2 separate regions of the Homo sapiens genome follow, and region 2 is linked to region 1. Evidence: chromatin loops called from intact Hi-C (ENCODE). Cell type or tissue: CD14-positive monocyte. All regions are shown on one strand. Links, peaks and the distances in the headings refer to the core of each region. The heading gives the core; the rest is flanking DNA.

The links. A loop is a pair of places that touch in the nucleus more often than their neighbours do. Peaks named below come from ENCODE experiments on the same cell type or tissue, not always from the same donor. Only the 100,000 strongest peaks of a DNase experiment are listed, where the experiment ranks them.
Region 2: it touches region 1 in a loop (3-fold over the local background); 52 of 110 quality-filtered maps call a loop at or near these places.

What each region holds. Positions count from the first base shown.
Region 1 is chr7:28,851,390-28,856,771 of GRCh38, reverse strand. No RefSeq gene overlaps it. Among named protein-coding and RNA genes, the nearest start is that of TRIL, 100 kb to the left of the region's middle. RefSeq lists a silencer at 2,459-2,658. In CD14-positive monocyte, for the core only: CTCF peaks have their summits at 2,223 and 2,424 (motif pointing right); a DNase peak (open chromatin) is centred at 2,401; H3K4me3 peaks cover 1,047 bases; H3K27me3 peaks cover 4,216 bases.
Region 2 is chr7:28,612,278-28,617,659 of GRCh38, reverse strand. All of the region lies in intron 5 of CREB5 (cAMP responsive element binding protein 5), which reads right to left. It also overlaps the pseudogene RPS2P30. Among named protein-coding and RNA genes, the nearest start is that of CREB5, 200 kb to the right of the region's middle. RefSeq lists an enhancer at 5,013-5,382. In CD14-positive monocyte, for the core only: CTCF peaks have their summits at 2,186 and 2,392; no DNase peak of the experiment used is centred there.

The DNA of each region.
Region 1 (5,382 bases), core at 281-5,280:
TTCTTATGGTATGCCCAAGTGTCCACACAGAGAGAATAATGGATTCAGGAGAGAGGTCCACGCTAGAGATAAGGACTTGGAGGTCAGCAGAGGTCTGTTCATCTCTCGAGGAGGGAGAATAGATAGGAATAGGGTCAGGAAGGTGGCCAATACAGAGCCTTGAACACACCTACTTTAAAATCTGGAGGAGTGGGGGTGAGAAGGAAATCCTTCTAAAGAGGGCTGAAAAGAAACAAACAAGACAAACAGGAGATAAAATCCAGACAGAGTTGTGACTGAGCCCAAGGGACGGTGTGAATCTCCAGGAGAAAATAGCCCAAGAGGTAAAAATTCATGGAGAAGCCAACAGAATATCCATGAAAGTTATCCACTTAATATAGCAAGCCATTTGCAGGCCAATGATAATTACAAAAGCCATTTCAGGACACCAGATTGTAGAGGGTGGACTTGTAGCATGGTAGGTGTTCATTAAACATTTGTTGGATTGAATTACACAGGGTTACTGCCATCCTGGAACAGGCCTTGATGCTCAGGGAAGGGGTAGATGTTAGAGAAGGAATGCGGTCTTTATTGGACATTCCAATTTGGTCTAGGACCAGTAGCCCTGGATCAATCTAGAGAGGAGGCTTCCTCTTCCCAGCCTGTTGAGTCTTTGCCAACATTTTACTGCTCTGATCCATTATCAGTGTGTCACCCCTTTGCCATGCATAGAAACAGTAAGTGCAAAGAAAATGCACTGTGGGGGTGGATGACTCAGGAGGTTTGGCAATGGATAAACAGCATTTTACCTTTAGTGGTGATAGATAGAGGGCCCGCAAGGCAAAGACTGCTGTCTGCTTCTCCTCACAGGCGTCCTCCTCCTACTGTATTTTTGTGTAGCTCCAAGCATGCCACAAGTACCCACAACAAACCATTAATTAAAGCTGGTTTCTGGTCTAGGTTTAAAAACTCCAAAGTTGTCACATGGAGGGGTGTGTGTGTGTGTCAGAGGGAGAGAGAGAGAGAGAGAGAGCTTCACTAACCTTTATAGCCACTGCCTCTCTTATTCACCCATCTAACTTAGCAGCAGGCACTGAAGCCCAAATCGAAGAAGAAACCCAGTGTGCTCTGTCCTTGGAGGTATCTCCAGAGTACAGTGTCTTGTGCCTGCCACTGCTAGACATTCAGAGAATACTGACTGACAGATAGGAGGGATGAGGTGGCATCTTCTGGCACTCTGAATTTCCTTCATACTTTTTCTGATTTGGATTGTGTGGGTTGTACCAGCTAGTGTTCAACCTCAGACACAGAACCAATATATCCATTCAGAGATGTCTTACTAGGAATTGGCTTATGCTGGCCGGGCGCGGTGGCTCACGCCTGTAATGCCAGCACTTTGGGAGGCCGAGGGGGGTGGATCATGAGGTCAGGAGATCGAGACCATCCTGGCTAACACGGTGAAACCCCGTCTCTACTAAAAATACAAAAAAAATAGCCGGGCGTGGTGGCAGGCGCCTGTAGTCCCAGCTACTCGGGAGGCTGAGGCAGGAGAATGGCGTGAACCTGGGAGGCGGAGCTTGCAGTGAGCCAAGATCGTGCCATTGCACTCCAGCCTGGGTGACAGAGCAAGACTCCATCTCAAAAAAAAAAAAAAAAAAAAAAAAAAAAAAAAATTGGCTTATGGTGTTGTGGGAGCTGCCTAAGCACATCCAAAGTCCACAGGACAGGGAGTCAGGAGGGGAAGCTAAAAAGCAGAATGGAGCTCTGGGCATGGCTGCGCTGTTGTTCATGGATGTGACCTCCTCTCTGTCTCGGTCTCTGTCTCTCTCTGGGGAGTCTTGGCTGTGCTTTGAGGGCTTCCGACTGATTAGGCCAGGCCCACCCAAGTTATCCAGTATAACCTCCCTTACTTAAAAGTGAACTGATTAATGACTTGAATGACATCATCAAACCCTTTCACAGTAACAGCTAGATTAGTGTCTGGTGAATCAATGGGAACTTTAGCTTAGTCAAGTTGACATATCAAAAAAGCCATCACATGGGGTTAAGAATAATGTTAGAGATCCTGTGGATAGGTAAAGAATAGGGTGTGTGTGTTTGTGTGCATGTGGGTGTGTTTACGCGTGCGCGCGTGTGTAGGGAGGGAGGAAGAGGGAGTTGGAAGTCTTGGGATCCTCCTTTCTCTTCCCTTTGAAGTCTCACAGAAGTCTGTCGGGGGAAGATAATTGGCGTCTAACACCTTGCCGAGGGAAACCATGCCCTGAGGTTCTGCAACCCCGACACGCTGATGGAAGAACCATGTTTGCTGGCAGAGCCCCTGGTCCAGTGCCTTAGATAGGAGGCACCCACCCCGCCGGCAGGGCTGCTCCACAGTGTTGTGCGGCATGGCGCCTGGCGCCGGATGATTTCCCCACGGCGGCGCCAGAGGGCGCCCGAACTGAGGATTCGGCCCAGGACTCCCAGAGGAGACCGGCAGGTGCGGCGACGCCCAGGACTCCCGCACGCCCCGCGGCCCCGGCACGGGCACCGCACCTTCCCTGGCTACCAAGGCTACCTCCTTCACGTGCACATTTCAGGGATGGGCAGGCCGACTCCTGGGAGCAAGGAGCTTGTCTTTGTAAAGGGCGGGAGGAGGTGGCTGCTGCGGAGGGAGGCGGCAGCCTCAGGGCCCGGGAGGCTCCGTGCCTCTCTAGTCCATGCTCTCGGCTCCTCCCTCTTACTCTCAGACCCAGGGTCAACTTTTCTTGGGGCTCGGACTTTCGGAAGGCTCGCTGTCCCAGGAGGGAGTACGGCCCCGGCATGCGCTCCCCGACTTGGCCACCGCCTCCCTGAAATCCTCCCGTGGGTGCGCAGCGTGCCCGAAACTCAGCCGAGGTGCCCCCTCTGCGCGCTCCACACCCGGGCTGCTGCGGCGTGCAGCGGGATCTGCGCTTCCCTGCCACTTAACCGCCCCTCGCAGAAGACCCTGCCCCCTAAAAAGTCAGGGCCCAAGGCAAAGAAGCAGGTCTTTTGCGTAGTTTTTGTTTTGTTTCAATCAGGAGTTTAAAAAGGATGTGTACTAATGTCACCCTTCTCTCCGTTAAACGTTCAGAATCTTAATGCAATGCTTTTTAAAAGCAATACAAATTTTGAGGGAAAGAAAAATCACTAGAGGACTTTATGGTTAAAGGTTTTAATGCAATGGTAGTATTACAAAAATAACTGGCATAGTTTTTTTTTTTTTTTTTGCAATTCTCAAAGGTGGTGGTGAACAAGGACAAAACAGATCAGACAGTTGGAAATAATAAAGAAAGGCTTCTGCGCTCATAATTTTCACTGAAAGTGCTCATAATTTGCACAACTGGAACAGTTAAACACTCAGTGAGACTGAGCAATAAACACATTTCTCACTCAAACATAGCAGAGGTCAGGGAAGGAAGCCCGTGTTCTTCTTTTCTTGTCGGATGTAGGCACCTCCCTGGCCACAGCTTATTCGTGTGGTTTTGGAAAACTCTGACAGAAATGAGTGTCTGGGAGGCTTCTCAGTTGTCAAGAGGCTTCTTATATTTCCTAAAGAAACTCAACCTAGATTCATTAAGCCAAGTCACAGAGCAAAGAGAATTAAATATTTTTCTAAGGCTGCAACTAATCCTGAAACTTATAGTGGGGGAGGGGAATCTGACATATGAAAGGTCTGTGATATTTTTATGGAAAATGTATAGAGATGTTGTGTTTAAATATCCTCAGATGAGGAAAAATGGATTTTTTTTTTGTTTTTTCAAAACAAAAACCAAATGATTTTCATCCTCCTATTCCCAGACCTCTCCTTATAGACTTCAATTAAGTATCCTAACGTCTTTTTTTTGAGTCATTTAGGAAAATACTTATATGTCAGTGAAAGCAGGGAGATCCTTTGAAAGATCTTGCTAATGTATGTTAGAGTAAGGCCAGCTCTTGTATTTATGATGGTTTTTCTTTTTCATCGAAATTGTAGGCTCACATTAAGGATTTTCCCTCCCTTTATAAACATCGGCACAGTGCCGTAACTTCCTTTATTTGCAATCAGTTATCCCATGGTTAACAAAGAACTTTTTTAGAGAAAAATGTGGCCTAATGAAATTCAGTAATTCTTTATATAAAGAAAAAAGGATCTTTTATATGCATTTTTATATGCATTAAATATATAAGCATGGTGTGTACCTGGTAAAGTTGATTTCTGCTGACGATGTAACACAGGTAAATCAACATAGGGTCTCTAGCACATTATAGGGTACACTTTATTGGGTTTTACCTTCAGGTAAAGACTTCTATTAAGAATATACAAGTGCCTGCATACCTAACCTGCCTTGTTTTCCACAGGGCTGTATACATAATCTCTTTTTAAAAATTTGTTTAATCAAAGCTTGCTATATTGAATACATTTAATTGGAATCCAGTGGTTAAAGAATATAAAAATTTACTGCTGTAGAAAAGTTTTGATTAGTGCTTTCCATTAGTGAGTGTTGTTGAGTAAACCCTCTAACAGCATATTTGAGTTCAGACAAGAACTGACTTAGCAAAACAGGTGATACTTTCAACTGTACAAATATATTATTTCCCATAAATATTCCTAATGAAAGAGGTGGTCTGTTTCAGAGGAAGTAACTGCAATGACGACTTTTAAATAATCGGAAAAAAAGTTCCCAACCTTGATAAATATGTGCACAGGGACTGAAAGGGTGAATTATTAGGTGAGGAAAGGTAGAGTCTAGAAATCCTGCCCCATGTATGTTATAAAGTAAGCTGCACAAAAGCATGGCAGATAGCATCTGTGAGCCAATGCCATTTTCCTGCATCAAGATCTTTCCCTTTCTTCTTGCATCAAAAAAGTGAATTCAAATACAAAGAAAGGATGTTTTACCCTACTGAAATGTTGCAGGCAGAAGAAAGTTTGTGCTTTTTCTTTTTTTTACAAAAAAAAGAAAAAGAAAAAAATACGTTTGAACAAAATTAAAATACAAGAAGGTTCAATTCTCAGAATTTAACAATTAATTTTCATTCAGTGCTTAGCTATCAACTACAGACTTTATTAGTTAACAACAAAAGCAAAGATGCAGGTTTAAAAGGGAACTTTGGTTCCCCTTTTCCCATTTATGATTCTCCAATTCAGGAAGGGCTACATTTCTTTTCAACTATGTGTTTAAATCTGGAATCAAGATGGGAGTAGTTAAACCACCGGCTGTGTCATGAAGTAACAAGTCAGGGTTCTGTGTCTCAAATGACAAACGTCTGACTTCACCTATTGCATGGAAAAGCCCCATGTACTGGAGTCAGAGGTCTGAATCTAGATTTTTCAACTATAGAATTCCAGCCCATTTTTAGAGGGAGCTAAGTGCTGTGAATATCTTCATGCACATGAAGTGTGTGTGCGTGTGTGTGTGTGTG
Region 2 (5,382 bases), core at 289-5,288, 240 kb after region 1:
AGAACAGCACCTTCTGTGAATAAGAACTGGGTGAAACTGTGAAGAAGGGAAGCCCCCATTGCTCTTAGTTTCAGAGGTGAGAACTGTAGATGTTATTTATGTGCTTCCTCCATCACAAACCAGTGTGATTCAAATGGTGGATTCTGGAATTCTGTTTTCTGCTCTCCTTTCCCTGTTCAGCCCCTCAGTCTTAGCCACTGTTAATAATGAACACACCCACAGTGGAATATAAGATGCACTAAAGAGAAAGTAGGATCCATAATTCCTATTTGGAACCTGAAACTGTCCTCAAACCAGTCCTCATACTTCTGACCTGTGTGCATTCATCAGTTGCACGGGTAAAAAAGAAATGGGAAATGGGTTGAGAAGGAGGGATCACAGATCAGGTTTTCGTTTCTACAATTTCAGATCAACATTATCATATAAACAATTAATGAGCAGTCTCCAGATGTTCTAAATTGCTCTTCCCTCCCAGGGATGTTGTTAAATACTCCCTAAGCTGGCTCTGCATAGCAAACAGACTTTCCATGGGGAAAATTCCAAGTTTAGCTCTCATGTACCTGGAATCCTTCTTGTGGATGATTTTTAGAAAGACTTCCAAGAATTCCAGGATCCTTTCCTCAACTCTGTGAATTTCAGGCTGAGGCTTCAAGAATGGTACCTCCAAGTGATCCCCAAAATGTTAGTGCCTACAATGTCTACGCCTAAGCTTTATGCTTTATAGGGACTTAGATAGTACAAACACTTGTTTAAAGAATGGAGAAATAAATGAACTATTGAATTAATAAATGAAATAATGCATTTTTAGAAATAACACTTGGTATCTGTTGGTCATCAGATTGCTAAGTTTCCTAACATGGACTTGTTTTTTTAAATCATAAATGAAAATCATAAACTGTTTAAGCTGAAAGATACCTTAGTAATAAACTGTACACAATTTTTTAAGGCTGTAGCTTTATTTGTTTAAAACAAATAGAAAAAACTGCCTCTCTGGTTGGAGTGCAGATAGAAGCCTGGAGTCCACTAACTCTGAGAAATTATACAGCTTGTCCAACATCATACAGGTGCCAGAGGTTGAGTCAAGACCCTGGAGACCCCTGTTCTGGAGTTTTTCTGCTGCTCAATACCTCCCTTTATGGGTGAGGTTTTATTTCCTATAGTTGTTTCTGGGTACCCATTAGGTTAAAAAAAAAAGGCATCTCTCTGAAACCAGAATAAATGGGTCACACGCTTGAAGAAGTATTGAACTGGAATTCAGGGTAACCAAAGAGTTGATGAGGAGAAGGTTCTCTTCATAGAAGTACTCCAGCTAATAAACAAAGAATGAATGACAGAATCAGACTTCACCATTTCATAATCCCTAAAGAAATAATGGATATAGACCGTGTCAGTGACTGCCAATGGCCCAAAGAGAAAAACAAGCCAACCATTGGTGCCTCCTAATAGAAATGTGCCATACCACATGGGAAGTATTCCTGCCAAAAATTTGAACTTGACTCTAAATCAAACCTAAAAGCCCCTAATTACCAGTTTACAAGAGATACAAGAAACAGAGAAACTTATTAAACTGACACTATGGAAATGCAATCAGAATACTCAGATTGTACAAAACTCTACAGGCTGTTGCACAAATAAATTGTCAGGAAAAATGATGGAGAACTCAGATCTGTGATTTAAGAGTTTTAGAAGACATGTCAACCAATTTTAAGTATGAACCTTATTACAGTCTTGATTCTCTGAGAAAATACCAGTGACAATGACATAGTTGCTACTCCGGGGCCCTGTAATGAGAGGTCATGGCAGCTCTGTGGAGGCTTTGGCAGCTGTGTCCAGGGCCAGGGTCACGAACCTGGCCTAGACCACAGAGGCAAGGCCAAGGCCAAGGAGTGGTTCTGGGTCACCATGCGGGACTGCCTGCCCAAGGAATGAAGATCAAGGCCCTGGAGGTTAGTCATGATTTCTCCTTGCCCATTGAGGAGTCTAAAATCATTGACTTTTTCCCAGGGAGGTCCCTCAAGGATGAAGTTTTGTGGATTAAGCTCATGCAAAAGCAGACCTGTGCCAGCCAGCAGACCAGGTTCAAGGCATTTGTTACACTCAGAGACTGCATAGCCATGTCAGCCTGAGTAGCTGCTGTCATGGGCAAGGCCAACATCCTGGTTGAGCTCTCCATCACCTGTCTGCTCGAGGACACTGTGGGGAACAAGATAGGTGAGCCCTAAGTGGTCCCTTGAAAGGTGACTGGCCTCCGTGGCTCTGGCGCACCTCCTCCTGACTCCCAGAGACAATGGCATCATCTCAATCCCTGTGCCTAAGAAACTGCTGCTTAAGGCCAGTATCTATGAATGCTACATGTTGGCCAGGGGCTACACTGCCACCTAGGGCAATTTCACCACAGCCACCTCTGATGCGGTCTCCAAGACATTGAGCTATTTTACCTCCCAACCCACCTCTGGAAAGAGACCACATTAACAGAGTCTCTTATCAGGAATTCACTGACCAACTCCTAAAGACTCACACCAAAGTCTTAGTGCAGAGGACCTGGCTTCCCACTGTGGCCACCATATGGTGTTTTTACACATGAAAAATAAAGCAAAGTAATTCAAAAAATAATAAAGGACAAAAAAAGAGACATCAAGGAAATTCGAAGGGTGTTTTCAGAACATTAATATAGTATGGGTAATATTTTAGGTGGAGAAATGGTATTGTGGTTACTTTTCTTTAAAGACTACTTATCTTTTATATAGCCATGTTAAAATATGAATGAAATGCTGTGATAACTAGGATGTGCTTCGTATAACCTTGAGAGAGGCTAAAAGTGAGTAGAGACATGGATGAAACGTGATTGTAAGCTGATAATTGTTCAGGTTGGGTGATGGAGTTCATGGGATGGGGACATTAGCCTAACCTTTCTGCTTGCATAACATGTTTTAAATTTTCCATAAGAAAAAAATTAAGAAACTTTGTCCACAATTATAACAAAAGGCTGTTTTTCTAAATTCTTAAAAATTAAATTAAATCAAAAAGCTGGAAGCTAGGAAAGAATTTCACACGAAAGTAAGAGGTTTTTGGAAGTGCAAGGGGCTCTCATTAGGGGTGAGGCATAAGCAGTGTCTCAAAAAGTTTCCAGTCTGACTGAAGCCAGACTAGATCAGAACATGGAACCTATTGGTGGGGAAGGTGATGTCTCCTTGGAAAGAGCATAGTCTCACTTAGTCTTGGTCTCATCCATGTTATAAGTGACAATGGCAGCTTTGGCTCTGTATCTTTAAACTATTTATAGGACATTCTGAAACATACATTTTGCAATGTCATTAAAAGATCATCCCATAACCAAAAGATCAAATCCCAAATGGATATAGCACAAATGACTGCCATCTGAACAAGCTTTAAAATATTCTGCCTGGGTACAGTGGCTCACACCTGTAATCCCAACACTTCAGGGGGCCGAGAAGGACAGATCGCTTGGGCCCAAGTGTTTGAGACTGGCCTGAGCAACATGGTGAAACCCCACTTTATAAACATACAAAAAATTAGCTGGGTGTGGGGTTGTGTGCCTGTAGTCCCAGCAACTCAGGAGGCTGAGGTGAGAGGATCTCTTGAGGCTGGTAGTTCAAAGACCGCAGTGAGCTGTGGTTGCATCACTGCACTCCAGCCTGGGTGACAGAGTGAGACCCTATGTCAAAAAACCAAAAATTAATAAATAAGTAAAGACTGAAATGTCATTCAAATAACATCTAAGACATAACATTCCTGAAGCTGATCTAAATGTTCCAACTGGAAGAAGCCTCTCTGGACTGCAGGTTGCCCCTGAAAGGATCCACTTTCTTGCACTTTGAACTCTGACTCTAAGCCACCCTGAACCCATTTGTGAATTACCGCGGAGGCCATTTACTAAAATTGAGATTTGATGACCCAAAGAAATCAAGATTTCCACAAATGCCTACTGAGTTTGTTGGCGAGATCTGGTCCAAATATCATGAAATATCAAATACAGCAATTTTCAAACGAGACACAGGGCAGTTAATGACCAGTAATCGGTGAATGAAATCAAAGCAGAAGGAGTAGTCCCAGAGCTTATCTCTAACTTTGTCCTTCAGAAACCCAAATCTAAGGTCGCAATCATTCTTCATTCAATTCACATGAAGTCGAAATACTCTTTCATTCTGGGTGTAATCACTTGATGATTTGACACCTATGAGTCATAAGTCGTAAAGAGGATAGGCTCAAGCCGGGTGGCAATGTGTTAGGTCACAATTTAAGCCTCAGTTGTTTCACAGTCTGTTCCCACTCAGGCTTCTGCCTTCACTGCACCTGGGGCAGGATCTGGGCCCTGCCTCAGCAAGTGCCATCAGTTTCAGACCCAATATATTGCAATGAACCTTAAAAATTCTTAGACGGTCACACATTTGCAATGCGAATACTTTTCAAGGGGAAAAATATATTTTTAGTTGTTTGGCCAAAACAAGCAAAAGTGCTCAAAATGTTGAAATAGAGGGGCCCCTGCTACTTCACGAATGGTTTGCTGAGGTATAGAGGTGAAACTGCTTTCCTCTGTAGTCCCAGTAAGCAGGCACACACACGTTTATCGATTAGGACATACTACAGTGGACGTCCAATCAGATACACTAGTCCCCTGGGTAACTCCAAATTCCTGCATGAAGTTTGGCTTCTTTTCCCATAACGACTACATTTGAGGGATGAATTAAAGTGGCCAAAATTTTCAATACATCTTTGAGAAGGGATAAGTACAAAAATGCCATTAAACAATAATGGGATTTGTATGTGAAACATTATACTCTTTGAACATTTTTTAGAAAGTCACTCTTCTCTTTCCCCTTCGACTAATAACAATTCAACATTATTTAACATAATCCTACTGACAGGTAATTTCTGACACGAAATTTATTACTGGCTTGCCCTTTGAGGGCATGTTTCACTATTAATGTTTCCTTTTAAAAGCTATAGCATACATTAGATTCTCATACAGAGTTTCCCCCATGTTTTCCTTGGAAACCCCTACTTTCTGTGGTATTTTACATTACCCAAGTCTGCTTTAACTGTATCCTTACACACACACACACACACACACACACACACACACACACACACACACCCCTTCTCTAAATGGCCAGGAATACACTTAATATTGAAGGATTTTATTTCACCATTATTGGATTTACCTATAACTGAATAAACAACATCATCAGCACAGCATACATTTTTTTAAAGTGTCTCCTGTACCTAATTGAGTATGTGATTAAGTGAGCTAGAGGGCTTGAATTTACCACTATCATTCTGGGAAATGAGAGACCCACGGCTTGTAGGTGTTGCCCATATAGGACCACTGAGACCTGCAAACAGACATTCTGATTGGTGCTT